Regions from separate parts of the Homo sapiens genome. Here regions 1, 2, 3, 5, 6 and 7 are each linked to region 4. Evidence: chromatin loops called from intact Hi-C (ENCODE). Cell type or tissue: IMR-90. All regions are shown on one strand. Region 1 overlaps SLC7A11 (solute carrier family 7 member 11). Region 2 holds the start of LOC107986314 (a long non-coding RNA gene). Region 3 has its middle 71 kb from the start of LINC02511. Region 4 holds the start of PCDH18 (protocadherin 18). Region 5 has its middle 330 kb from the start of NOCT. Region 6 overlaps LOC105377444 (a long non-coding RNA gene). Region 7 has its middle 64 kb from the start of LINC02172.

Region 1 (4,000 bases), 640 kb after region 4:
TGGCCAGATGTAAAGCAGTGATGTTAAAGAGACATCATCTACAGCCCTGTCTCCCCAAAGAGATCCTCCTGCCCATAGCCTCCTGAACTAATCTCCATGACTGCCCTCCACACCCAACATGAAAGCCTTTTCCAAAAATGTTTCTCTATATTCAGGGACCCCCAGATGTCTGCTATCTTAGACATCTTGCTTCCGCATGTCATAACATTGCCTCCATTCAGACAAATGAGGAGCAACTTAGATCCTGCTGCTTCCCTAATGTGTCATTCTCCTTCCTAAAAGCTTGGTTTGGGTCCGTTATTCAGTAGCAGCACATGGCCATAGAATCTCTCTTCTGGTTTTGCACACTTTCTGCTATCTTTCCTCTTCCTTTGTGTTTAATCAGCCCTGTTGACAATATCCAATGTGTCTTTCTTATGTGATCTCTCTTGGAATCTCAGGATTTGAATGACTTTCATCGTAATGAAGGCTTCTGCAGAGTAATTGATTTTGACCATGAGTACCTGTTGAAGTCACAGCAACTTCTCCTTCTAGATTATCTTACAGCAGTGGACCAGACAGCAGTGCTCAAGAGAGGCAAGTATGTCTTTAAGGAAGCTTCCTGCTTGCCGGGGAAAGCTGCAGAGTATGTGGCATTCAACTGTCATGTCTACATCCATGTTGAAAAAGTCTTTCGGCTTTAAGGATAATCAACCCGCGGTACTCTTTCTTTAAATAAAGGTGTGTTAATGAGTCTGCATTTGGTGTTTTCAGTAACTGTAAGGTACAGGACCAAATAACAGTTGTAGTATTTTTAGCTTTACCTTTCATGTTCAGTAGTTATTCTTGAAATAATTTGAAACAACAACTGACCCTGCAAAATTTGATTTACCCAACCATACCTGGTACCAATATGGGAACTACAGCAAAAATTGCCACATTTGTGATGTGGCACAAGGCCATTTTTTTTCTGGAAGTCTTCATAAGAATAATAGTATTTTTTTAAGGCTACAAATATTTTCACAAGCATGATCTCATTTTATTCTTACAATGAAGATAGTTTGGACCCCTAAGAAATGTAGGCAAGCTTAATTAACTTACATATTGCACTGCAGTCTTTGTGAACAGTCTGTTAAATGCATTATTCAGCTGTCAGTGATTTAACATAAATGAAGTTATCTTGACCCACTGTATGCAGCATATGCTTTTAGGACTCTGGAGTTGCAAACTCACTGTCCACAAAGATGCATTACAGTCATTCTGCTGGTGTTTCCCAGTCTGATTTTTTATAATCAAAGATTTTGTTTAAATAAGGCTGTCCTCTATCTCTCTCCCTGAGCAGGAGGGACCCACTTCCAGTCACCTCACTCAACCCCGTGACAAGGTTTGGCTGCTAAATAGAGACAGCCAAGTAAAACAGCTGCTGTGAGTCCTGGCCCAGGTTTGCCAGGTCTTGCTATCTTTGTGTATTTGCATATGTCATTGGGGTATCCGCCCCTTTTTCCTCGCGTGAGAAGCTTGTGTTTCTATAAGTAAATAAATAATATAACTAACCCACCAGAAGAATAAACCACTCTGTCACAGATGGCAGAAAAAAGCTTTCCGTGTATCTCACCATTCCCTTAAGAGCATGTTTTCTTTTCTCCCTAGAAATGCTATCAAACAAAAAGTGGTTCAATACTGGCATCCTGTGGCTGGAGAGATTTATCAAATCTCTGAAAATCTCAGCTCCTTGGATTCTGAACATTCCCTGGCTGTCAGTTCTCAGCAGCCTTTCACCATTTTCCGAGTGCTATTTGGTTACCTCTCATTTTTCATGGAAACAACCTAGGTAAAATGCATTTTGATAGACTATCATTTTCACAGGGCTGATCTACTCATGCATTATCAGGGTAAAAATAAATGATAATATAAAGGTTTTGGAATTTTACCTAATGAAAGAACATGATATTAAATCATTGAACAAACTGCTCCAAGCAAAGGCTCTTGGTCTCTAAGTTCACATTGAGTTTCTCTCTAACAAAATGATCATAGAGTAGTTGGGAGAAGGGACAGGGCGCTGCTTCAGGATTTTGTTGTTTGTGCGTCTGTGTGTGAGTGTTTTGTTTTGGCCAAAGGCTAAGAAAATACTTCCTATTGCAGCAATAAATATTATGAATTTTCTTTATTTTACTACAAGAATGCTGCCTCAGAGAAAAATCAAACAAAATTACGGAGGACTGTTGCTTTTTGCTACTCACTTTCAAGGCAGCTATAAAGATAAAGAGTTACAATGATCGCAGTTTAAAAGCAGAATTGCCATGCTCCCTGGTAAGACTTAATGGCATTTTTGAGAACCAAATAACCATTATGGGACTACTCCATTGCTGCTAGTTTCACAAATGGCTAACACTAAATTTGGAGGCCTTGGAAATGTTCAAAACATCATTAGAGATAGAAAAATAGCAACAAACTTTAAAATTACATGAACACCAAAAGACATCAATGAAGGATCAAGCATGAAAACCGCTTGTTGAGATGAACTGACAAAGAAATAATACAAAGTACACACGTGCTTGTTAGCAAGAGGAAAGAACTATTAGAGTTGGCTGACTCCAAACAGGAGGAACAAAATGCCTGCTAAAGTGGGATCGAACAATGGCTTTGCTCTTTCATCATGCTCCCTTTCTTCTAGTCTAACTCTAGGACCACCAGCTCTTTCTTCCTCAATTCTCTTAATTTTCTGTGCTGCTCAGGGGTTTTAACTGTCTTGGTTAGTATGGGAGACAGACAGATTTCACAGCGATGAGTGCTAATCTATCCTAAATGTTAGCAATGAATAAAGCAACCCTAATGGTAAATGGTATTTAATAAGATCCCTTTTCCCTCAGAACAGGCTCTATATTTAGTGTCTAGAACACAGAAAACTTAAAAATATTCCACAGAAAGCTAGTGTGATCTGAGAAGAAATAGAGATTAAATACTCAGTTAAGGCAATCAGTGTGCCTGTGTCAGCCATAAAGCACCTCATTTGTATAGTAACATTTCTTTGGGGAAACAAAATCCAGATATAAATATTAGTATAAGATCTAAAGATGCAAAATTCCAATTGAATGCTAATAAAAGGTATTAATAAAACTCTGCTTTAAAGGACTGACTTCTCAATGAGTCTGCACAGCACACTAGAGATTCAATATGCATATCAAGGTTTTTGGTTGTTTGTTTTTTTAGTAACACTGGCATTATTTATTAATAATTTAACCAGAAATCTCCCCAAACTTTTAACTGGAATTTAAAAAATTAATTATGGTAAAGTAAGTAAATTAAAACAAAGAAAAAGTATGAAAGCTATGTTCTAAACTCACCACATTCACCAGCGAGAATAGATCTGCCCTTCTGGCTATATTTGTTACCTACCTATCTCTCTCTCTCTCTCTGTCTCTCTCTCTCCCTCTCTCTCTCTGTCTCTCTCTTTCCCTCTCTCTCTCTCTCTCTCCGCCCCCCCCACTTCCACAAGGGATCCAGTCTAGAAAGAGCATGAACTTAGAAGTCCAGCAGATGTGGGTTCAATTCCTAGTTCTATGGTTTAAAATACATACACTCAAAAATAAATTCTCCATTTTCCTGAGCTCTGGTGTTCTCATCTGGACTTGGGAATAATAGCACCTCACACATCAACCTTGTTGAGGATTGCTTGAGATGATCATGTAGGGGAGAGGACTCAGGAGAGCCTCTGACAGAGAGATATGCTTTCAACACAGGCTATTCATAAGCACCCTTCCTACCTAGTCATCTACTATGTTTTCTCCTCCCCCAGTTTAACTGGTCACCAAGTCTTGCTGATTTTTCCTTTTAGTATGTTTCACTTTCTCTCAGACCCTGCTGATACTGCCTGTCTTCAGAATCCCCCTCAATTCTCATCAGGATTGCTGCAGTAACCACCAAAGTCAATATTCTGTCTTCAGCCCCAACCTATCTTAATCCATCCTCATAACCCCCAGGGTGATTCTCCTAAAATATAAAACTGCCTGAGTTTGACTTT
Region 2 (4,000 bases), 130 kb after region 4:
CTGAGAGAATCTTCATTTACATAGGGTGAATCATCACTCCAGCCCCTGATTGGTCCTGGGCCAAGGTCCCAGCCAAGCCTTCATTACAGCCCCTGACTGGTCCTAGGCCGAAGTCTTGGGCCAAGCCTTTACCTCTGCTTCCAACTGGTTCTTTTCACTATCATACCTCTTTCTGAGAGGTGCTTTCTCCAAGATGGCCTTCAGACCAGTCAGCACATTCCTCCCTCTTCCCAGTCCATAAAAACCCCTGGACTCAGCTTCATAGCTTGCAACCCTCTTTCGGGTCCCCTCTCTTTGCTGAGAGCTTTTCTGTTCCCTAATGAATCTAACTCTGCCTTGCTCACTGTCCATTGTCTGCATGCCTTAGTCTTCTTTGTCATGGGACGAGAACCCAGAGCTCACTGGTGGTAAGAGTGAAAGAGCTGCAACGCTCCCTCCCACTCGCAGAACAACAGGAGTGAAAAAGCTGTAACACTGACACTGAGAAATGCAGCACATTTAATTTTAAGAGATAATATCCATATCGATTTTCCCAAAAAATTCAGGAAATATCTAGACATAGAAAAGCATTACCTATCTGGGACTAAAGAAGTCAATATTTTCAATGTCAATAAATAGAAAACAAAAAAATAAGATGCCATAAAGAGTTTCAGCTATTGCTTCCAAAACTGAGATGTCTTATGTAATGAATTTACTTAATAATCTCAAATCACTGGTCATAAACACAAAACTGTTTTTTTTTTCAGTAACTGTCCACATCTATGCAATATTGAAGCTCATATTATTGGTGGATAAAAACTATATTTGTTAATAATTCTTTGGCCCAATCTCCTTATGTTCATTCACTTTCAATTATTCAGTCTCATCTTAGTTTTTACTTATCTCTATTCATTTAAAAAATTTATTTCATATTCTAAAATATATTCTTTTTTCCTTCAGTTAAATATGAGCTGAAGTTCTAATGGCTGCAAGATAGGATGGGTTTGATGTGACTCTCACACTTCTTCCTGTCTTCTTTTCTTGATACCAGCTTCTCAGTTATTGATGAGGGGAGAAGGAGAAGGAAAACACAGATCCTTTCTTATCTGACAGCTGCAACACACCACTCTCTCTCCCCACCCACTGCCCATCCCCACTGTTCTAGTATTTTGTTTACAGGTTCAATGTAGAGATATGGCAGCTCACTCTGAGCAGTGGCCTTGGGCATTGGTAGTTTCTTGAGAGTTTACCTGTTATTCCAGCAGAATTCCAGGATGTATATGGTCTCAAGTAACAAATCCTCTCTGCAGCAGTCTCAACAAAACTGAATCCTGATTGCATCCATCCTAGGGTTAATTCTAGGGTGGGCACCCGCAGGATCCTATCCCACACTGCCTGGGAAGTGAGAGTGTGGCCTCTGCCCAGGGCCCCTCTGCTGGGCCTCTCCCAGCATGCTCTCCCACAGTTTGCTTCTCTACTGTTTCATTAGCACAAGGCATGCTTACAACCAGAGTTCCAAAAATGTAACACAGTAAGTTTTACTTTCCTGGGTCTTCCCTCCAATTACTTAGCTTGGGAAAAATAAAGCAGCTGCTAGATTTCAAGAGACTAGGGTTACATCTTTGTACTGGGTAGCACTGAAGAAATTAGGTAACGTTTTGTTTTCATTCATAAAGACAGAGTTTTCAAGCTGACAAAAAATCTTTCTCTTCTTTTTTATCTACTTTGTCCTGTAAAGTTTCCATGACTTATTATATAAGACAATTTATAACTCCTGGTATCTTAGCATTTTTACAGCCGAGAAAGGCAGAACTGTGCACTTCGCGCAAGACAATAGGACTTGAAGCTCAGCAGGCATGTGATTTTGTAATAATGTCTAAGGAACAAATAGTTTTCAACTCTTCATGTTTATAGTGATGATTCCAGGCAGTTGTATTAGTTGATTTTTTTTAGTCTGTTTTTGAAAAGTTTAGTCTTGAGGTTTGATTCCTGAGAGAGAAAAAAGTACTTTATGCATCTTGAAGCAGGATGGCATTAAATTTCCTACTTCCTTCTCATTGTTTAGTTTAGCTGGTCAACACTCAGGGCTAACTGTGAATTGCCTTGGGAGTTTTAGGGAGGTTAACTATTGGGTTTCATCTCTAACTTCATGTAAAGCATCTGCAAATAATCAAGATACAGAAAGAAGCTCAGAATGGAGGCAGCCTTCGGGATTTGATTTAGCTAAACCTTCCTGTGAGCCACATTTCTTTGTTTACATACATTCCTGCTCTGAAAGCCAACTTCCTGTCATAAAGCTGCATACCAAATTTGAGTATTTAGAAAACAGTGTGGCTCAAACCATTATAACTCTGGAAACAGACTTCAAATAATTATTATTTTTAAAGGTTATGCTATAAAATGCAGCACCTCATTCTAACCTTCACAATTTAAATTATTTTCATATAACCGCACACATTTTTAGCACACACAGAGAGACAGAGAAAGTGAGTAAGTGTGAGAGAGAGAGAGAGAGAGAGAGAGAGAGAATCAGTGCTATTCTCTGCACAAAAAAATCTCTCTCAGGATAGACCTTGTTTGGAGACACCAATGAGACAGTACAAAGACTGAAAAGGAATGGAATGTATTTTTCAAAAGTGATAAATCCTTGAGAGAAGACACAATGTATGACCAATCCCATATGGTATAAATTTCAGCACTACAAGTTTCTCAGATAATTCAGATGTCATGGTTCCTTTGGCTCCTTCAATGTATTTTCGTTTTATCAGTTATTTTCCACTTTCTAGATCTTCTATATCTCTCTTCTTTTTCAAAATATTACTCAATACTTCCTTACCTGCTTTATCCTGATATTTCATTCTCTCTCCCAACAAATCTCTTCTTTTTCCTCCATGATACCTGTTTTTAGCATATGCTCTAGGTCCGTAGTTACACTCCTCCTATTCTAGCCTGCTACCGTCCAAGATAGAATTCATAAGGCTCAGTTTCAAGCCTATGACTAGATCTTATTAGATTTAATTAAATCAAACCTCAACTACCACCCAGAAGTTGTAGTTTGCAAGGTCATTGATGAACTGCCTGTTATTAAGTCAAAGAACAACGGGCAGTTTTCACCGTGTATTTATTATACTTTCTGTAGAATTTGGATCTGTTTGCAGCACTCTCCTTGAAAACTTATCCTTCCTCAGTCTCTATGACATTGTTGTTTCTGGGTTAATCATCATTGTGGGCTCCACTTCTTCCATCAGACTTTAAATCTTGGGGTTTTCTAGGATATCATTTTTAGATGTTGTTTTCTTTCTAAGCTGCACATATTTTCTATTTCTCTTCCATAGGTAGATGATGATTCCCAAATCTACATATATAGCCTGTGGTTTTCTCTCACTTTTTGTATCCTTTTAGTGACGAATTCCTACCAATCTTACCTACAAATCTCACTTGGATCTATGATTTATCTCTATCTTTTATCAGAGAAACAGTAAAGGGCCCTGGACTCAAACTCCCTCTGTGCAAGTCCTGGCTGTGTTTCTTGCTACCGGCGTAATGGTAGGTAAGTTATTTAACCTCTCTGTCTCTCATCGTCCACATCAGTAAAATGAAGATGGGAAGAGTAACTTACTCACAGGATGTGCTGATGTTATGACCATTACTATAGTTCATTTCACCATCTTTTTTTTATTTCTATTTTTTTAGGCCTTACTTTGTCATCTAGGCTGGACTGTAGTGGTGCTATCACGGCTCACTGCAGCCTCAAACTCCTGGGCTCAAGTGATCCTCCTGCCTCAGCCTCCCGAGTAGCTGGGACTATAGGCACATCCCACCACATCCAGAAAATTATTTTATTTTATTTTATTTTATTTTATTTTTGTAGAGACAGTGTCTTGCTATGTTGCTCAGGCTGTTTTACAGCTCTTGACATCAAGCAATCCTCCCACCTTGGCCTCCCAAAGTGTCAGGATTATAGGCATGAGCCACCATGCCTGGCTTCACCATCATTTTAAAATCTCAGTTGTCATAATCT
Region 3 (4,000 bases), 250 kb before region 4:
AAAGAAGAATAAAGTTGGAGATATAGAATAGTTTTTGGAAATTAACATCGATTTCCAAGTTGATCTTACATAATTATTCAGTGAACATCTAAGATTTCTTTAATTAAGAGAGAACATAATTTTTAAAAATGTTTAAAAGGCAAAATGATATAAAAAGCAAGCCTGAGCAATATATTAAACAAAACAAAAACAAGAAAATTTTTAAAAACCAAGTAAATAAACAACCCTCAGGGAAAGCATTTACTCCCTCTGAATCTCAATTTCTTCATGTGTAAGTGAAAATGATTGGTTTCTATTTCTAGTCAGAATACATTTTTTCCAAAAATTTTTTGAAACAACATAGGAAGTTAAGTTTAATAAAATGATTCTATTTTAACTTAAGGATAATTTGAATGAAGGGAAGAAGAATGAAAAAATATTAGGTGAAGCCAGGGAAAAAAATCTTGCTTATCTATAAGAATATTCAGATCAATTTTTTGAAATATGAAATTATTTATGAGTCACACGGCATACAAGTGCAAAAAAAATGTGTTTTCTATGGAACATGTGAAAAAGAAAAGGGACATGAGGCCTTGGTAGCTAAAGAATTGATGTTCCCTAGGTGAACCCCGCATGACTGAAGCTGATATTAATACAAGAAAAAAGTGAAGGTCTTCGGAAGATGCCTTTGGTACTTCTTACTCTCATACACAGAAATGTCACAATTCTTTAAAACAAAACAAAGGTCACTGATGTAGTAACTCATCTGCAGAGGAAAGGAATCAAACGTGCAATGCAGCAATAGTGCCAATAGGAGAAAGATTCAGATCGAATGGCCAGATAAGTCACTAGTTTTAACCAAAAGAAATTTGCTGTAAGAGATTGAGTTCAGTCTTCTATGTTTTGCAAAGTTGGTCAAAGGAATAAACCACTTCTGAACATATAATCACTGGCTATTTTTATTTAACTCATATAGAAAGAGAAAGACTTTTCAAGTGGCTAAAATTCCAATGTTCAATCTTGTGTATGAGACATTACTTTTTTCAATGCCTTTCATTCTTTGCTTTACTTGTTGAAGTTTAATTTTTTGTTTATATGGATTGTTTAAAAGCAATGTATGTATAAGGCAGTGTGTGGCAAACAGATTAAATTGCTTAAATTATACCCCCTTCTCCTTGATGTCTTTGGAAATGGTGATTGTAGAAAAAATCTGCATAATAATATTTATGAGCATTTTGAGTACCATTTATATTAATAAATAAATAGAGTTGAAAAAAGGAAAGGTATTATGAGACCAATATGTATATAAAGGTGTGACCATTGTAAAACTTTATGGGTTAATATCTGAGGATAACATTTTATAATGTTTTCTGTTATTTGTCACTTTTTTCAGATTTTCACTTGCAATAACGATTTTGCCCAGCTAAATACTATATTAGTTTCAGAATGATTTACTTAATATTACTTTATGTACATGATATGCGGCTATAATATCCTCTTATTTAAAAGAAGGACCTTCATTATCAATGAGCACGTCTACAGCATTTTTCTAAAGTGCCTCTACTTGTTTGTCTAACTATGAACTTGTGGTTATAGTCTAATTATCAACTTTATTTGAATAAACTAAATTCTGTAAGTGTCCTCAATTATTTTACTCCATTTTTTTCTTTTTCCTAATTATATATTAAAAAATAGGACTACAGATTCTGACAATTTCTCAGAGTAGCTATTCAAAGGTAGCCAGCAGATGTCTCTCTTAGACTCATCCAATCAACAGAATGTGCTCCTTTCTCTTTGGGCTATTACAGTTGTAAAGTTACTCATCAGGTACCTGTTCCCCAAGGTACTGTCAGTGTAATTTAAACAGACTACTAAATGTTAAGATGATCTAACTCCAAAGCAAGAGAAAAAATTGTTTGTTTGTATGTTTTTTGTCTTTAGAGATATAACTGCCTGGTTCAAGAAGAAAACTATGAGACATCATGAGGTTTAATGTTTAAAAGTAATGATACCTAAGGCACAATAATCTTAAGATTGACATTTGGGGAGAAATGAACATTAGGTCTAACAAGGAAGTATACAATAAATGCCAACAATATGTGTAACACTGTACTGTATTTGCATACATCCATTTAGCATGTTTCTAATTTATGAAATTCTGATTTATTAAAGAATTTTAAAGTGTAAAGACTGAAATTATATATTTATTCAGTTATGTGTATGTACAACATAAGAAAGTTAAAATTTAAAGGCACCCAAATGATGGTCAATTTTTCCCCTTTATACATGTCTCTACCACTTCAAGGAGGCAAAGTGATTTACCACATATGCTCTCTTTGCACTTATGCCATGTCATGAATTGTGATACAACTCAACAAATGACAATTACTATTCATAAAATTATTGAAACTATAAGGCTCAGTTTGCAAATTTTATAAACTTCCTATACATCATTCTCTTTAAGGTTTAGTCACTCTTGTTTTTAATCACTGGCTATATATCCCTTGAACAAGCTTTTGTACACACAACCTTAAAATCTGACAGCTAAATATGCATGTACATTTCCAGAAGTGGAAAATAACAATTTTTCATGATATAAACACTATAGTTATCTTAAAACTGACTCTGATATTTAGATTTGAGTTGGACTGTTCTATTTGTTGGCTTTAGTAGCCGTTTTTAATCATTTGCCCAAACTTAGTTTATTGTCGTCTATTACTCCTGTGTTTTTTAGTAAAATTTCATATTAATCTTACAGGTAAAATTTGCTTCATTCAACTTTGTTATTTTATATTCAAATTATTTATAAACACACTTATGACACTTTATAAATCACACAGGTAATCTATACTTATGGAAAATGTTAAAGCACATACAGTTTGCTTTTCTCCCATTGCTATCTGTCATTTCCCCAGTTCCTTTTTGCACAGAAAACTTTTGAGACCAGTTTTTATCAAGATATTAGATGAATTGAAACACATGCGATCTTCTGTTTGATACAAATAATAGAATACCACATTGTGGAAAACCAAAATTAACAATCGCACAAATTTAGTTAAGTCCAAATCTTTACCTACTCTGTGCAAACAGATTAGCATCTGGACATGACCGGGATGAAACACACAATCATGCTCATGAGTCTCACCTCACCAAACTCAAGTGAGCCCTTAATTATCCCTGGCAAACTTACAACTTTTCCTAAGCTACTCACTTTCCTAACCCTGAGGGTGATTATTTCATTCATCTTTCTGCTCTTTACATCTTCAAAATCTCCTTCACTCAGCGTATCATTTCACTTTGTTTCACTGATAAGACAAAAATAATCAGAAGAGACAATCAGCAACCTTTAATAACCACATCTATACTCGTCACATATACTCGCCTTCATTCCTATTATTCTGCACTCTTAGCAATGACCAGCTGCTCATTCTTATACTAGATGACATTCTGTTTTGTCTACTCATGCACTAGACTCGGGTAGGTCTTCTCCTTTTCCACTATATTGCTAATTGATTTCTATTAGATTATTCTCATGATGTTATTTCTATTATTTAAAGCACAATTGTTTAAGCAAGCAATCTCTCTTGTTGCTATTTTCCTCTCCAACCATTAGCACATTCATCTCCTCCATTTATAATGAAGCTATTTCTTCCGAAGTTCACCCTCCCCTTCTCTTCTGAATCCGATTATATATGGTTATTATTTGTGATTGTTCAGTAGACATTAGAAAAAAATCTACAATCAAGATGATTTGTCAAATTATTTAAGTAATAAATGTCTTTATTATTATTTGATATTTCTTCAGTAAAGAACTAAAATAATGTTTGTTATAACTATCCTCATATTTTCTGTAAGTTTTGCTTCATGGTCTTTGATGCCATGTTCTTTTCTGCATAGTTATTCATGAATGATGTTCATAATTATCTATCATATAGTATTAGTTTGCTAGGGCTACTATAACAAAGTACCACCAACTGGTTGGTTTAAATGATAGAAATTTACTTTTCCACAGTTTTGGAGG
Region 4 (4,000 bases):
AACAGTATGCTAAAGTGTGCATCTTTGCTACATATTCACAATGTAACTTGTATCCTACTTAATTTGCACAGTATTAGTATTGTTACTTATTAATGAAAACATTTAAGAACTAGTAAACACAATTCCTGAACACTAACACCTAACATTGCAATGAATTGATGCGGTTTATGATCTTACCTCAACAGCAGGAGTGGCGTGGGTGAGTTCTAATGAGAAATTCTCTGGCACGTGGTTTGATGAGATTGTCACCAAACTGTTGAGTGACTGGTGACTGTTGTGACTCTGCCGGCTGCCCATCTGCCCTCTTTCTAAGGTAGGAGATGAAGATGGAGACGATCTGTGATGAGATCTGATGGGCAGAGTGCCATTTATGGTAGGCACCAATGTGATGTCCCCTTTGTGAATCTGCCGGGATGGCCTTTTTGGGTGGTGCTGGTAAGTTGATTCGGCCACCCTGCAGTTATAGGATCTAGTGTCTTTCTTCTCGCGGTTACACCTAGTTGCAAATAGCACCATAATAACCAGCAACACTGCACAAATTGCTCCTAAGGAAATAATTATTATCATGGAGACATCCAAGGATGCCTGGCTTACTGAAGTCATTGCTGTACTTGTCACCGACTCTGCATATTCAAAGATCATGCACTTCAGAAGGACTTTGGTATGTAGCTGAGGATTGCCTTTGTCCTGAATGATAACTGACAGCTCCCATTCTGTGTAGGGAACAGAATCCATGCTAACGTTGGTATGGATGTCACATGATCGTGGATCAATTATGAAGATATTCTCCTCATTACCTGCTACTATGGCGCAGCTGAGTTCAGCATTCACACCAGAGTCTCTGTCAATTGCCCTTATTCTTGTGACATGAAAGCCACTTTCAGCCCCTTTGGGAATGGTGATTTCTGCCGTATTATTACGCAATGCAGGCCCTATAACCACAGGAACGTTGTCATTTTCGTCAATGATGGTGAGCACAACTGTGGTATTGCTTACCAGTTGCTTCGGGCTTCCTCCATCTCTTGCTTCTACCACAAAAGTGATCTGACTCACTTCTTCATGATCAAAGATTCTGAGGGCATAGATGGCTCCATTAGATGGGTCAATGGTTACATATGTAGTTATGGAACTTCCTAGAATAAAACTCTCCAAGATGGTGTATGTCACTTGCCCATTTTCTCCAAGATCAGGATCTGTGGCTGTAACAGTGGTGATATATGCCCCTGGTGAGTTATTTTCTGAAATTACAAATTCATATCGGCTTCTCTGGAAGTGGGGTGGATTGTCATTGATATCATTGATTTGAACTGTAAAATGTTTCACTGTAGAGAGACTGGGTGTCCCCCTGTCCTCAGCGATTACAGTCAAACTATACTCAGATCTCTTTTCTCTATCCAGTGTGGCATTAGTTAAGATTAAATAATTGTTTTCATATGTCTTCTGAAGTTTAAAGTGACCATGTCCATGAAGCTTACAAACTATTTCTCCATTCAGCCCAGAATCCTTGTCCTGAACTCTGACCAAAGCAACAAATGTATCAATAGGATCCCCTTCAAAAATATAAGATATTTCTTCTTTTCCAGGGGACATGAGGTTGATGTTAATTTCAGGTTTATTGTCATTAACATCCACAACCTTAATTATAATTTTGCAATGGGCTGGGATTGAATTTGGACCCAAATCTTGAGCCTGAACATCAATCTCATAGGATTTGGTGATTTCATAATCCACTTGCTTGAAAAGAGTCAAATGTCCTCTTTCAGAATCAATTTTAAAAGTCTCCATAATTTTGGGAGACACATGACTGCTGAAGGAATATACAATTTTCCCATTAGCGCCCTCATCTGGATCCGTGGCATTCAGATCTAAGAGCAAAGTGCCAACCGGGGAGTTTTCTAAGAGTTGTATTATATAAGATTGCTGCTCAAAAGCAGGGCTGTTGTCATTGGAGTCTGAAATGCTTATTTTTAGTATGGATGAGCCAGACCTCTGAGGTACTCCCATGTCTGAGGCAGTGAGCTGAAGCTCGTAGCTTGACTTCAGCTCCCGATCTAACTCTCTGACCACTATGAGTTCTGCATACTTGGCTCCATCAGTCCTGGTCCGAACCTCGATATTAAAAAAATCATTGGCAGAGAGCGAGTATGTGTGGAGGGAATTTTCCCCAACATCTGGATCAAATGCACTGTCCAGGGGAATGCGAGTCCCAACTGCTGCACTCTCAGATATCTCAATAGGTATGAGAGATCTTGAAAACTGGGGAGAATTGTCATTAATATCCAGCACTTCAACTTCAATATGGAAAAGCTGCAGATGCTCTGTGGGTAGAGTGATCACATCAAACTCTATGGAACAGTTCAAGTTTTTCTGGCACAGTTGTTCACGGTCAATTGTAGCCCCTATGCTGATTTCCCCATTATCCTCGTTTACTACAAGTAGAGGAGAATTTCCCCTCTGCATGGCTCGAAATCGAACAGTAGAAGGATTAGGAAGCTTCAATAAAACATCAGCCACATCCTCTGATAGTCTTGCAATTACTGATCCAACCCTCTGTTCCTCATAAATCCTGTATTTCAAATTCTTGCCCAGTACATCGTGGTTGAAAGATACTATCAGAAGTGCAAAAACAAACCTAAAGTGCATTTTAGCATTCATTTGGTGCATTGGTCAGTTTATGAGATTTCCCTCACAGAGCAAGTTAAAACAGCAAAGCAATTGCCTCAACTTCCTTTGGCAACGTAAAGCTACATTTGGTACTTGAAACTTGAAAGCGTCTCTTAATAACACAGCACAGCAATTAACAGCTCGCAAACTTTTGTTTTATACACACCGTGTCACGACTTCCAGATACCTTCGGCATGGAGTCCAGTCCTTGCGTTTGTTTGGTCGTTCGTCCTCTTTCCAGGCAGGAGAGTGTCACCTCCGCGTTTTCTCCCTTGTGTAGTCGGAATCCATCTATTGCAGGGTGCCGGTGGAGTCTGCAGTGTGTCTTTCCTGAGCGATTCTTTCTCCCTTTAGCTGCTCGGCTGCAGACTAAACACCCGTGATTGCTGACTCCAGTCTAAAATCTGTACAACTTCACTTCAACTCAGACAAAGCTCTTGCCCAGCGTGTGTTGAATCGCTTCCAGCCAATCAGCGTGCTTCCAAATCAAAAGCTGATGGAGTCACCCAAGGAGGGAGGGCGAGAGTGGAGGGTGGGAGAGAGAAAGAGACGGAGAAGGAGGAAGGCGGGGGTGGGTGCGCGAGGGAGAGAAGGGGAGATGGGCTGGTGGGGGCTGGGGGAGGAGATGGGAGCCAGTCCTTCCCTGTTCCTTCCTTCTTCCTCCCCACTCCCCCTCCGCCTTTCAATCTACTGCATTCACTTTCTCTGAGCGTGCCATGACAAAGGGGAGACAAATTACAGAAGAAAAACTTTAAATCAACTTCTGGTCGCCTTTATTTATATGGCACGTTAAATTCTTCTTGTTTTCTTAATTGCCCTTTCTTCTGCCACAGACATGTAATCATCTTGCTTTTCATAGTCCTTAAGTGCTAGTTTAACTTAAAATACCTCTAAGTGCGTTTTGTTGGTGGAGGAATTTAATACAATTTGAAAACTTGCTTCTAATTATGCTTCTCAGACCACCTCCTTCCCCACTCCCTCTGTAAATACTTGGGCCTTTCTCCTTCCAGGAGCACAAGCAGATTTTCTTGGGGCTCTGTTTTTAAAGAACGGAGCAAGTAAAGAGGTTTCATTTTCTGTTTTCTTTCATCTTTATTCTTTGAAGATAAAAAAAGGGCTATCTTGCACTCTTCATTTCTCTTAATTAGCAAGACTTAAGGGAACACCTCAGAATTTGGAACTAATTAACAATATAGTTCTACCTTGTATGATTTCTTTCCTTGAGTTTGGGCAAAATTGTTTGTAATATTTCTTTGTCCTGTACTTCAAAAAAATCCTATTTATCTTGGGTAAAAGACACTGCAAGCTTTAGCATGCCAATTTCTACCAAAAGGCA
Region 5 (4,000 bases), 1.1 Mb after region 4:
TGCTAATAGCCACATTTGGTCACTGCCTGCCACACCGGACAGGGCAGTTACAGAACATCTCTATCATCACAGAACATTCTATTGGACTGTGCTGCTCTAGCATGTTCTGCTCTAAGACATGCTCTGACCTGTAGCTTCAATGGGTAGACATTCTTGAGCCAAAAGAAAGCCTTAAAAAGTCATGTGCAAGGGAGAAAGCTTCCATTACACACGGAACGGAGCAGCCTGCTGGGGACAGGAGAGACACAAGTAGTCTGGCAGCTTCCAAAATAAGCGCTGAGAACTCTTCACAAATGCAGCCCAAGAGGATACAGAGATGGGATCATCTCCTTCCAAAATCGACTGCTCCTCTCCCTCTGCCGGAGGGTTCAGCTGAGAGCAGCGAGTTGAGGAGCAATTCCTCATGTAAATTAAATGGAAAGGAAGGGCTATCCTGGCACTCAAGGATTTGGAAGCCAATAGCACCAACATGATTAAATAATTGAACTGTCTCACCTTGCCCAGTCAAGCTGGATTCCAACGAGGGTAATTAATCTTCATGTGCCTGTTATTCCCTGCCCTGCTCCTGTTCAAAGTCAAGTTTCTCAACCTGACTGTTTCTTGCAAGAGAAGAAAAGGGAGGAGGAAGCAAAATAGGAGGGCTTCCTCATAGAAGGGCATTAGTACCGAGAAATCTTCAAGTCTAGTCTTAGTGAAACTCCCCTAAAAAGGCAGCATTAATGCTGTAATTGTATGCAACGTTACATGCACATTTCAGAGAAACGAAAATATTTAGGGTTTATAGTTGTTCTTAAAGATTAGATATGGGCTGAGCACGCTGACTCATGCCTGTAATCCCAGCACTTTGGGAAGCTGAGGCCGGTGGATCACAAGGTCAGGAGTTCAAGACCAACCTGGCCAATATGGTGAAACCCCGTCTCTACTAAAATTAGTGGGGCATGGTGGCAGGCACCTGTAATCCCAGCTACTCGGGAGGCTGAAGCAGGAGAATCACTTGAACCTGGGAGGCAGAGGTTGCAGTAAGCCGAGATCATGCCACTGCACTCCAGCCTGGGTGACAAAGCAAGACTCCGTCTCAAAAAATAAATAAATAAATAAATAAATAAATAAATAAATAAATAATAGATTTTAGGACTTTCCTTCAAGAAACTCTCGGTCATTTTACTTCCACTACCCCCAGAAATAAAAGAGACAGTGACTGAGACAGGCAAGGAGGCCAAGTAAATGTCCCCAGCCTTACCTTAGTTCCCAAGTTAATCATTGCTCAAACGCAAAGCCCAGGTAGGGGAAGGAGGAGCTGGTCATAACATGTGTTTAAATTCATTAATTCACTCAACAAACATTAATTGAGTGCCTGCCATGCCAGGCACAGTTCTAGGAGCTTGATGTATCATCTCTGAACAAACAGACATGATCCCCGGACTGGCGGAAATCACATTCCTAACACTCATACTTGGGTCTTTCATTCAACCACACTTTATCCATTAATCATATGAGTCAATTTTAAAAATACAAAATTTTAGCATATATTTATTTTGCATCACTTTCTATAATATGATAGCTTGACTCCTATAAAAGTGTTTGTGAGGGTGCATTAAAAATAACTATAATCCCCAGGAACTTCCCAGAACTATGCACACTGTGAACCTGGTTTTACACCAAGAAGGAGAGAGCTTTCCAGCCAGGATCTATACACGTCCACCCAGCTCCACAAAATGATCAGCCAATAGCAAGGTGCAGCCAGCTGTTGGGCCTATCTCTGCTCTGAAAGAAGTAGATACAGGACAGTAGTTGTTTGACACAAAGACAAGGACAAGTGAGATGAGATGAGAGAAGCAAACAAAAAGTAAGAAAAATGAAAAATAATCTCACTGAATCATCCACCACCCCTAAGTATGTATTAATGGACCGATAAAGTATGCCCTGGAGAGTCTTAATACTACAATATTAAAACCCGTGTACCAAGAAAAGCAAAGACGGCACTTTATAACAAAGAGAGTTTGGGTTCTGTGTTGTTGGTTTTCTGGTTCTTGCTAATGTTCTGGTTTTTAGCTTTGCTCACTTAGATGTTATTTTCCTTTAAAGGGCTGCTAGCCACAGAGACCGTTTTCCAAACAAAGTGCAATGCTGCCCCCTGGTGGTCGAATAGTGTGAGAGCACCTGTAGAAATCGGGCATCTCTCCTAGTTCTGCCTAGATTTCGTTTTGCTATCTTTTCATCCTCTGGAGTGCAAATATTTCTCCCTTAAAGATTCTCAGCACAGAGATATTTTCTGGATCACCTGTTTCACACACTAATCAACAGAGCATTTTATCCTAAAATATGAACTGTGTGCTGATTACAAAACAAGCCGTGGTGGTGAGTTAATTTTGCTTATAAAAATTAAGCAATCTCCCTGGAGGAAGCCCAGAAATCAATCCTATTTCATATAACCTTTAGAATTCTGATTGGAATTCTCACTGGAAAGACATTTACTGAGAACTCAAGCTCAAGGAAATCAATGCCTGGGTCTAACAGACATTCCACTCCCAGACAAATGTATTTGATTTCAGATCATCCTTCAGTCTTTGTACTGGGAATAAACCTAAGACCAAAAGCTCTGAAAATAACAATGCAGGCGATACACCGCACTCTCAGAAGCCTCCTTCCCGAAATGCATGAAAACACAACAACTAGCTTAGAGAAAATTATATCAAATGAAAACACGTGGGGAGGGGTTGGCCGTAGAGCTAATCAGGACATAATTAGCTGAGAAGTCCAGGCATATGATCTAGTTTTCTGCAAACCATGATCCCTACCACCTGCATCAGGGTAACTTGGGAGTTTGTTAAAAAGGCAAATTTGGAGACTCCACCCAAATCTATTGAATTCAAAACTCTGGGGATAGGACCCAGAATTCTGCATTTTCCAGGCTCCTCGGGTAATGTGCACACTGAATTTTGAGAGCCATTGAGTAACACTTAATAAAATTTTAAATTTCCATTGAGAAGATTTCCTATTCAGAACTTCTCAAACATTATAAAGCTATAAAAAATAAACATATCAATTAATGCTTTTCCTTGATTTTCTCCAAAATTAAAAGGATATTTCTGATAATGGAAAGGCCCTGCCCAACCAATAAACAATGATCACAGCCAACCAAAATCAAGAGTATCACTTGTAATTGCTGATGATAATTTCTAATTGTACTTGTTACCGCAAAGCCATTCCTTTGAAAGCCCCATCAGTAAGTAGCATGAAGTGATTCATTAAACAGAAGCATCCACTAAATCAGAGGAGAAGACAGCCTTAAGATTACTACACAGATTTCTGCCCTCACAAGAACAACCTGACTAAAACAAGCAAAAGAGAGAAAGAGAGAAAAAGAGAGAGAGAAAGAAAGAAGAAAGAAAGAAACAAGGAAGGAAGGAAGGAAAGAAGGAAGAAAGAGAAAGAAAAGAAAAAGAAAAGAAAGAGAAAGAAAGAAAAGAAAGAAAGAAAAAGAAAGAAAGAAAGAAAGAAAGAAAGAAAGAAAGAAAGAAAAGAAAAGAAAAGAAAGAAAGCAACAAAAAAATGCAAGCAACTAACATTTCCCTGTTTTTCACCTCTTCTAAACTGCATGGCTGTTCTTGGTGCTGCCTCCTGCTCCCCTCCCTCTCCTGGACCATGATTCCTGCCTCTCTCTATCATCATTTTATAGCCACTTGTCATCGGGTCCCGTTCCAGGCTGTGGTGAGAATGGTGTGTGCTCTGGTCTTGCCAAGCCCAGGCAGAGGTGCCAGCACAGTCAGCTGCCTCCACACAGGCTACAGCCGTTGAGCAGATGCCAGCACCAACAGGTTGCATTTCATTGTTCCCCTTTATCGCCTGAATGCACCACAGGAGGAGAGGGCGCGGGATGGAGAAAGGCTTGTGTTTCTGCCTAAAGGAATCGGCATGCGGCTTAAAGAGGGTCTGCCTGCTCCGCTTGATCCACCCAGCATCCCTCAGTCACCAGCAGAAAGAGAAAGAGAAGCAGATC
Region 6 (4,000 bases), 170 kb after region 4:
CAGTGGTACATAGGATTCAAATGGACCTCTGTTAACATATGTGTTTGGCATGCGGCAGGTGAAATGTTAATAGAACCTGATAATCTCAGTCACATTGTTACTGGGATATTCTTCCCAATCTAGAGACATCGTGACAGTCTGACTAATTTAAATATCATAAAATATAGTGATTATATAGTATTTTGAGAGGAAAGTAAGAGTAATAAAATCTGAAAATGAGTCAGTTTTGTTTTGTTTTGTTTTTGAGACGGAGTCTCGCGCTCTGTCGACCCAGGCTGGAGCGCAGTGGCTCTATCTCGGCTCACTGCAAGCTCCACCTCCCGTGTTCACGCCATTCTCCTGCCTCAGCCTCCAGAGTAGCAGGCACTACAGGCGCCCGCCACCGGCTAATTTTTTTATGTTTTTAGTAGAGACGGGGTTTCACCATGTTAGCAAGGATGATCTCGATCTCCTGACCTCGTGATCCACCTGCCTTAGCCTCCCAAAGTGCTGGGATTACAGGTGTGAGCCACCGCTCCTGGCCAAAATGAAGTCAGTTTTTAAGACATGTGGACAAGAAACAATGTTAGATATGTTTAAATAATGGTGCATATATTTATTTGCAAAATTATTAAAGGCATATAAAAATATTCAGATATATCAGGAAAATATTATTATTTATCACTTACTGATAGCTAATAATACATTTCATGTTAGGGCTGAGCACTTAGAGAAATTTAAAATCTATTTCTTTCTAGATTTGTGATTTAAATTAAAAACCTGAAATGTGTTTTAAGTTCATGTTCAAACATTAAGAACTTTAAATTGGTGCTACAATCTGAATGTTTGTGTCCCCTCAAAATTCATATATCAAAATCTAATCATCAGTATACTGATCATCAGTGTATTAGCAGGTAGGGCCATTCAGAGATGATTTTTTTCACTTTTACATTTTATAATGGATTAGTGGCCTTATAAAAGACACCAGAGAACTAGCTTGCTTCTTCTACCATGTGAGGAAACATCTAGAAGGTGCCATCTATGAAGCAGGAAGCAGGCCTTTACTGACATCAAATCTGCTAGTACTTTGATGTTGGACTTTCCAGCCTCCAGAACTATGACGAGTAAATCTCTGTTGCTTATAAGCTATTTTCAGTTTACGGTATTTTGTTATACCAGCCTGAATGGACTAAGGCAGCTGGCAATCCATTTGTTGGGATTTGGAAGTGTGTTAAAAAGCACTTAAATTTGGTTTCTTCTGTTTCACACTGACTTAGTCTGCACTGAGTGAAACATAGCTCTAGGCAGTAAGTCCATTATCAATATTAAGGTTATTTCTTTTCAGTTTTTGGAGAAGAAGCAGTCATATTGTTGGCAAACTCACTTATGTTAAACAGTTGTCCTTATTTAAAAATAAATTAAAACCATTAAAAAAATCAGCGAAGAATTTGAGACTTTAAAAAAAAGAAAAACAGAAATTTCTTTTGACTTGCTTAGATTTAAGATTGACTGCCTAAACAAGAAGAGAACATTTCATTATTTCTCCATATTTTCCAACCTCTCTGTTAATAAAACTATGACCTTATACTTCTGAGATGGTAACTACTTCAGAACTATTAATTGCTTTTTTAAGTTTTTTTCTTTCCAAAGACTGCAAAAATAACCTACCTAAGAGCTGTTAATTATCATTAAACAGTGAACACAGACATTTTTAGAGGGTTTCTCAAAGTTGTGTCATGATTCCCAAGAACAAGAGGAGTTAGAGTTACATCAAGCATGAAACATGTGTTTTGAAAAGTGACTTGATTCACAGGGCTAGAACTTTGCATGGGAGCTGAAAAGACACTTTGTTTAGTTTTAGCAATAAATGAGATAAAGTTCCTGGTTTTGATATGTGGCTGCCTTGGAAAATAACATTTGGAGAATGTATATGAATCTGTAAAAACAAACACATACTATAGAGATCTTTTCAGCATGACTGGAACTGACAAAAATCCAGATGTTCTCTTTTTATGTTGTTGGATCACCACCAAAGAGCAAAAAATAGCACTGATCTCTGCTGACCGGTATCATTTGAAGAGGAAGTACTAGCCCTACGACAGCAGGAATTACTCAACATTCTTCAACAGAGGCCTGGAGATCCTCAAAATTTAACACATTCATGTGCACATATGAGTCCCGGTTACACTTGCAGTAATAAAAGTATTTGCTTAACTGCATAAATTATCAAGGTTGGCCACCATCTACCATCTATACGAACTCAAAGTAGCTAAATTATCAATTTTATTGAAGCTTCAGTTTTTATAACAAATCCTGAATAGGTAAGGCCTTTTATTCTTCTAAAAAAAAAAAAAACAAAAAACAGACTGTAAGATAAGTATATTTAAAAAGCCAAATACTTGCCCATCAGTAGCATGACAAACTGCCAATATGTAAGTTTGAACACAAATTTTAACCTTGCCATTCTCCACCCTCTTTTGCTGTGCCTCCTCCAAAGGCCATAGCTGGACAAACCTACCCTTCTATGGAGGCATAATTTCCTCTCTCTTTTCATTTTCCATTTTTTTAAAAGTAGAATTAAATAAAGTCTTAATTTAAAAAATAAAATATAGTAATAGTTGTAATAATTGAGAAACACTGTAAAACCAAAAGGATGTTTCATACCCAATAATTAGGTGTGTGTATCTGTGTGTGTGTGTGTGTGTGCATGCGTGTATTGGACATACACAATTTTCTGAAGTCTACTGAGGCAAATGCAGAGCAAGTGTGGGGTGTGTAGTCGGGGTGGAGGAGACTCAGGGGACCAGAAAAATATAAAGGGTGGGAAAAAAGAAACAATATGAAAGCTATGGGAAATCAACTACCTTTGCCTTCACAGAGAAATAAATAAGTCTATGGGAAGAGAAAGAGCAAAAAAAAAAAAAAAATGAAAACTATTCCCAAAGTAAAAATAAAACAACTGAGAATTAAAAGAATCAATAAAGGTTAAATCAGTGAGAAGGCAAATCTTTGAGAATTAAGAACACAAGCAATCAAAACAATAATTTCAAAGTCAGATGAAAAGTAAATCTTCATTATGCCTTATTTTGCCTTAAAATATAAAAATATGAAAAACAAAATTTTATAACAAAAAATTTAGATGTGTTAACTTTATCCATTTATTCCAAAAGATATATTAAGAGCATTCTGAAAAAAGATATGGGCTGATTTTATAATATTTCTTTAATTTTAAACTCATAGTTATCTACTCTATTATATATATTACATATATATAAAATTTAAAGTCATGTATAAAGAAATAAAACTGTTTAGAAAATAGAATACTGCTACAATTCCAATTAAGCTAACTTGTTACCTGGCCATTTATTGTAATAAGGAATATAGTTGTCTCAATAAACTAACTATTATTTAGTTTCCTTAATATCATTCCACTTCTGCACTGTGTAGAACATGGTTTTGGCTAAAGTCATATGATTTTAAAAAACCAACTTTTTAATAGTAAATTAAGATGACAACTCTAGGAAAGTGTGTGAAAAATTTTAAATATATCTTAAAGGTAATTTTATTTCTAGATACACCATAAATATAGTTTGAATACAAAAGAATAAATCAAACAATGCAACTCATCACAATCCATAAAGAGAATTTTTAATACATGGCAGTCCCTTTAGAGTTAATGAGTTGTCTGACTCTTAGGATGATGGCTTCCATCTGGATCAGCTCTTGGCAAGTTGATAGCCAGGCATTTAACTGGATCTTTAAAACTTGATTCTGTCAGCTAATGACAACAACAAAAAAAGATAGTATGCAATTATTTCAATCAATCAATCAACAAGGATTTTTGTGCACACATCATTTTGTCATTATTGTGCTAGATATAATGGAAGTTTGCAAAAATAAAGGATATGTATGACATATATCAGTCTTAAAAAGTATGTAAATTAGGCTTGAAGAGGTAAAAACAATACACATGAAATAATTAGCCAAGTTAACAGCATATTCTTAAAGAGTGATTTATAGA
Region 7 (4,000 bases), 78 kb after region 4:
CATCATCACATGTGAGGCCTTTCATGAGGCTTCTCTAGTCTCATCTCCAACATTTTTCTTCTCAGGACACCTTTGCTTCAGCTCAAAAAACTATTTGCAGCCCCCACCACGGATTCTCCACTGTTCAAAATCTGTCCTCTTCAGAAATTGCTATGTCCAACCAAGTCTTTTAAGGGAAACTACACTGCTGAAAAACCTACTGAAGAAGGAGATATCCCTTGGATATCCCTTGGATATCCCTTGGAAAAAGTGACAACCAATTTTACCAGACAGTGGTATCTAAGTCAGCAAATCTGGTAGCGTCTTGCACAGAAAATCATGAGTAAGAGGAAAAATGGTAATATGTTGGGTTATTCACATATGAATTTGGAATTATTTCTTTGGAATTTGAATGGAAAATTGTGAAGATAATCAACCACGGATAGCAGAAATAGAAACAAGAAAATAGACCATAAAGGGCAGAGACCAAGAGTGGAGACTGATCATATTAACAAAACTAAAATAAGGAAAGCATTACTTTCTTTTTATACATTAAATAAGTGACAACAATTGTGCTCTATTATACCTGTTAACAAAAAAGACCATGAGATCTTTGGAGGAAAAAGGAGAACTTTACTTTTTTAAAACAATCTGCAGACTGGGGAGACACAGACTTTGGTGCAAACCAATGATGCACTCTGGGGTTGGGGGTTGGAAAGTTAGAGATTATAAAGGCAAAAGCTGCAGGGGGAGTCAGGGGAGTGTAGAACAGAGTCTTAATTGGATGGCGTTTAAGCCCCAAATCACCACTTTCTCTTAATTGGCTGGTTCCAGGTGGCTGGTGGTTGGTTGGCTTGTGCCATGTGGTTCTTTTATAGTCAGTTAGGGAATTCTCAGCTGCAGTTGTTTCCAGGAACTGTTATTTTAGTTAGTTGTAGAAAAACAGGTTTTGCAACACTTTCTAAGGACACAGTGACTGCTCCCTCACCCTGCCATGGGCTCTGGTGTCTGCTTTTACTTTTGAGCCACAGAGTCTGGGAGCATAATTGTCTAATAACTGGGAGCATGATTTGACTTACCATATTGAAAACAGGTGTTTTTTAAAACTCTAATTTGAAAAAAAATTGATATAGATAACATAAAACATGATTTCCAGGCTAATTTTTGTTACTCTTTTTCTTTTGAATGAATGTTCTTAAAGGTAGTAATTTTACATTTAATTGAAAATTTTCTTAAACTAGAGAAATTAGGAATCCAATTTACCTAAAAGTAAAACAACTAAAAAGTTTCTCCACATTCTCCAGTGTAATTCTCTTGTGTGTTGTTCTTCAAGTTTCAAACATGCATAGTATAAACTGAGATTTACCTCTGCTAACAAATTTTTTTCCTCAATTTTTGCCAAAAAGTTCATTCTTTCATTTCCTGGTAAAACAAATAATGGAAATTTGATTCCTCATACATGTAACTTTTGAGTGAGTTTTTTTGTTGTTGTTATTAAAATAATGGAGTACAAGAAGTATGAATTAGCAATAGAAATAAGATAAAATAATTTTTTAAGAGTAGGACCATATATTTTATGTACTTGCCCCCCCCATCCCCCCCAAAATTAGATATCAACATAATTAAAGTTTTTCTTTGGCACTAACAGCTTCTAAAAAGAAGGAATACTGAAGGGATTTAATCAGCTAATATTTTATTTATTTTATTTTTTTATCAAGTCCAATATTTAGTTTACAGATGACATATTCCAGAGAATATTTGAAGCCTGTCATTTTTTTTATTATACTTTAAGTTTTAGGGTACATGTGCACAATGTGCAGGTTAGTTACGTATGTATACATGTGCCATGCTGGTGTGCTGCACCCATTAACTCGTCATTTAGCATTAGGTATATCTCCTAATGCTATCCCTCCCCCCTCTGCCCCCAACAACAGTCCCCAGAGTGTGATGTTCCCCTTCCTGTGTCCATGTGTTCTCATTGTTCAATTCCCACCTATGAGTGACAATATGCGGTGTTTGGTTTTTTGTTCTTGCGATAGTTTACTGAGAATGATGATTTCCAATTTCATCCATGTCCCTACAAAGGACATGAACTCATCATTTTTTATGGCTGCATAGTATTCCATGGTGTATATGTGCCACATTTTCTTAATCCAGTCTATCATTGTTGGACATTTGGGTTGGTTCCAAGTCTCTGCTATTGTGAATAGTGCCGCAATAAACATACGTGGGCATGTGTCTTTATAGCATCAGCTAATATTTTATAATGCATTTTTATTTCTGAATTAATTATGCTAGCTTTTCTCTAAGTCAAAAGTGGCTGGTGTAGCAGTAACAGCGGTGGTGGGTGGAGATGGGGAATGAGGAGATATTGACCAGATAATTCAGAGCAGATTCCATTCCCATGGATATGAAAATAGAAAGCAAAAAAGGCAGGAAGCAGCAGTGAATGCAATAGTTAAAATGCAGCTTGCTTTGAAGAGGAGGGGGGAAGGGTGGAAGGAAAGAAATAAGCAACCAAAGACAGGTCATGTAAACCATGAGCCAGGAAGTAAATTCTTTAAAATGATGCTTGCCAGAAGCTAAATTCTTGTAAATGTGGGCCTTTTTTTCCCCCTAATGCTATTACTATTGGAATGAGGAATACTTGGGGACCGGATGAGGAAAAGGTCAGAAGTCACTAAATTGTAATTTTATGAAGAATGTAATTGCTCTGCTTTCGTTTTAACGTTAAAATCTATAAGCCCAGGAAAAACAATTCTCCTTCTCATGAACTACCCTTTCCAACATTTCTAGAAGATTTATATTATATGAGAAAAGACTCTCCTCCCAAAGTATTGGTTTATATTTTTAAAATCTGTTTTTAGTTTGGAGTTACTGGGAGGAGGTAGGAGCGGGCTGTGGAGGAGGGAGGAAGTTGTTAGTCTAGAATGGCTGCTGCTTGGGTGGAAGTTGGATGAATCTAAATGACTTAATAATTTCAATTCTCTGGAGTTGGTCTGTTTCTTATCTCAATGTCTAAGGAAAAAATAATTTTTGGCTAGTAGGCATAAAAATTTTTCAATTATTGAGACATCAAATATCTGCTAATCCAGAGTTAAAGCTTAGCTTCAACACATTAAAGATGAGATTTAAAAGTACAGGTTATACTGTAGCACATACATTCATACATAGAATATTGATATTCTTTTTCAGCAATAAAAATGATGCTTAAGGAATATTGCTCCAACAGGCTTTGGTGTTAAGAAGCAATTAATGATATAGCAGTTTTTGTTTGTTTTTTGCCATCGCCATAAACCAGTAAATCATTAGCATACAATTCCAGATAGTTACCGCCATTAACCAAGTGGCTTGAGTAGAATGATATTAAAAATATTTAAAGTAGTAAACACTTTGGGGAAAAAAGTGGAGAGAAGAAATATCTTTTTTTAAAAAAAATTATCTTCAGATGTGTCTCACTGCATGAACTTTAGTTCAGTGAAAATATGTGCCTGCAAAAGTTGCACGAAATCTTGATGTGACTCTTACCATAAAAGCTTACCTTCACTTTTAAATTTCCTTAGTGTGACTGATTTTCCCCATTAGATAAAATATGTTTAAATTTCAGGCACTGACAAATAGCCATGTAAACATCTATCTGCATGTTCATAAGGAAAAGTATCTGCTCAAGGGATTATTAACATCATTTTAAAAGAAAATATTTGTTTCTTCTTTTGGATTTAAAATGATTTTAAAGGTTTTATGTAGAAATACATAATCAAAGGGATAAATGCTAGATTTTAAAGAAGTATTTAAAGACCCTGTCATGTTGGACCCCTACTGGCTCCACTAGGAATGGCACTGTGTCTGAGAGGCCAAGAAAGAGACCCAGAGCCTGCAAAAGAGACATCAAGTTTATTGAAGACTTACGTATGGGATGGTCCAGTGGTAGTGGGCTGGACAGGACAGATGCTACCACTTGTAAAAGCATGTGGTCTATATAGCAATTTTCACTTTGCACACTCCACGTAGCAACCCCCAT

The links. A loop is a pair of places that touch in the nucleus more often than their neighbours do. Peaks named below come from ENCODE experiments on the same cell type or tissue, not always from the same donor. Only the 100,000 strongest peaks of a DNase experiment are listed, where the experiment ranks them.
Region 1: it touches region 4 in a loop (4-fold over the local background); 2 of 110 quality-filtered maps call a loop at or near these places.
Region 2: a loop joins it to region 4, with 7 times the contacts of the local background. A loop is called at or near these places in 7 of 110 quality-filtered maps.
Region 3: it touches region 4 in a loop (5-fold over the local background); 17 of 110 quality-filtered maps call a loop at or near these places.
Region 5: a loop joins it to region 4, with 8 times the contacts of the local background. A loop is called at or near these places in 3 of 110 quality-filtered maps.
Region 6: it touches region 4 in a loop (6-fold over the local background); 14 of 110 quality-filtered maps call a loop at or near these places.
Region 7: it touches region 4 in a loop (5-fold over the local background); 6 of 110 quality-filtered maps call a loop at or near these places.

The regions. Positions count from the first base shown.
Region 1 is chr4:138,174,032-138,178,031 of GRCh38, forward strand. All of the region lies in intron 11 of SLC7A11 (solute carrier family 7 member 11), which reads right to left. SLC7A11-AS1 (SLC7A11 antisense RNA 1) reads left to right here. Exons shown (of 7, transcript NR_038380.1): 6 at 441-576; 7 at 1,630-4,000. Among named protein-coding and RNA genes, the nearest start is that of LINC00616, 45 kb to the left of the region's middle. In IMR-90, a CTCF peak has its summit at 1,671; a DNase peak (open chromatin) is centred at 1,530; H3K27ac peaks cover 880 bases.
Region 2 is chr4:137,662,062-137,666,061 of GRCh38, forward strand. All of the region lies in intron 2 of LOC101927414 (a long non-coding RNA gene), which reads right to left. It overlaps LOC107986314 (a long non-coding RNA gene), which reads left to right and starts at 3,410. Exons shown (of 3, transcript XR_001741842.2): 1 at 3,410-3,525. In IMR-90, no CTCF peak of the experiment used is centred here; a DNase peak (open chromatin) is centred at 2,190; H3K4me3 peaks cover 284 bases; H3K27ac peaks cover 3,539 bases.
Region 3 is chr4:137,282,200-137,286,199 of GRCh38, forward strand. No RefSeq gene overlaps it. Among named protein-coding and RNA genes, the nearest start is that of LINC02511, 71 kb to the left of the region's middle. In IMR-90, a CTCF peak has its summit at 1,716 (motif pointing right); no DNase peak of the experiment used is centred here.
Region 4 is chr4:137,529,425-137,533,424 of GRCh38, forward strand. It overlaps PCDH18 (protocadherin 18), which reads right to left and starts at 3,070. Exons shown (of 4, transcript NM_019035.5): 1 at 178-3,070. The coding sequence starts at 2,664. RefSeq lists an enhancer at 2,979-3,098. In IMR-90, a CTCF peak has its summit at 1,838 (motif pointing left); DNase peaks (open chromatin) are centred at 997, 1,897 and 3,127; H3K4me3 peaks cover 4,000 bases; H3K27ac peaks cover 3,707 bases.
Region 5 is chr4:138,679,060-138,683,059 of GRCh38, forward strand. No RefSeq gene overlaps it. Among named protein-coding and RNA genes, the nearest start is that of NOCT, 330 kb to the right of the region's middle. In IMR-90, a CTCF peak has its summit at 2,133 (motif pointing left); a DNase peak (open chromatin) is centred at 2,132; H3K27ac peaks cover 149 bases.
Region 6 is chr4:137,703,600-137,707,599 of GRCh38, forward strand. It overlaps LOC105377444 (a long non-coding RNA gene), which reads right to left. Exons shown (of 2, transcript XR_939236.1): 2 at 3,606-3,757. Among named protein-coding and RNA genes, the nearest start is that of LINC02172, 160 kb to the left of the region's middle. In IMR-90, no CTCF peak of the experiment used is centred here; a DNase peak (open chromatin) is centred at 1,932; H3K27ac peaks cover 2,581 bases.
Region 7 is chr4:137,607,359-137,611,358 of GRCh38, forward strand. No RefSeq gene overlaps it. Among named protein-coding and RNA genes, the nearest start is that of LINC02172, 64 kb to the left of the region's middle. In IMR-90, a CTCF peak has its summit at 3,796; a DNase peak (open chromatin) is centred at 2,493; H3K27ac peaks cover 1,643 bases.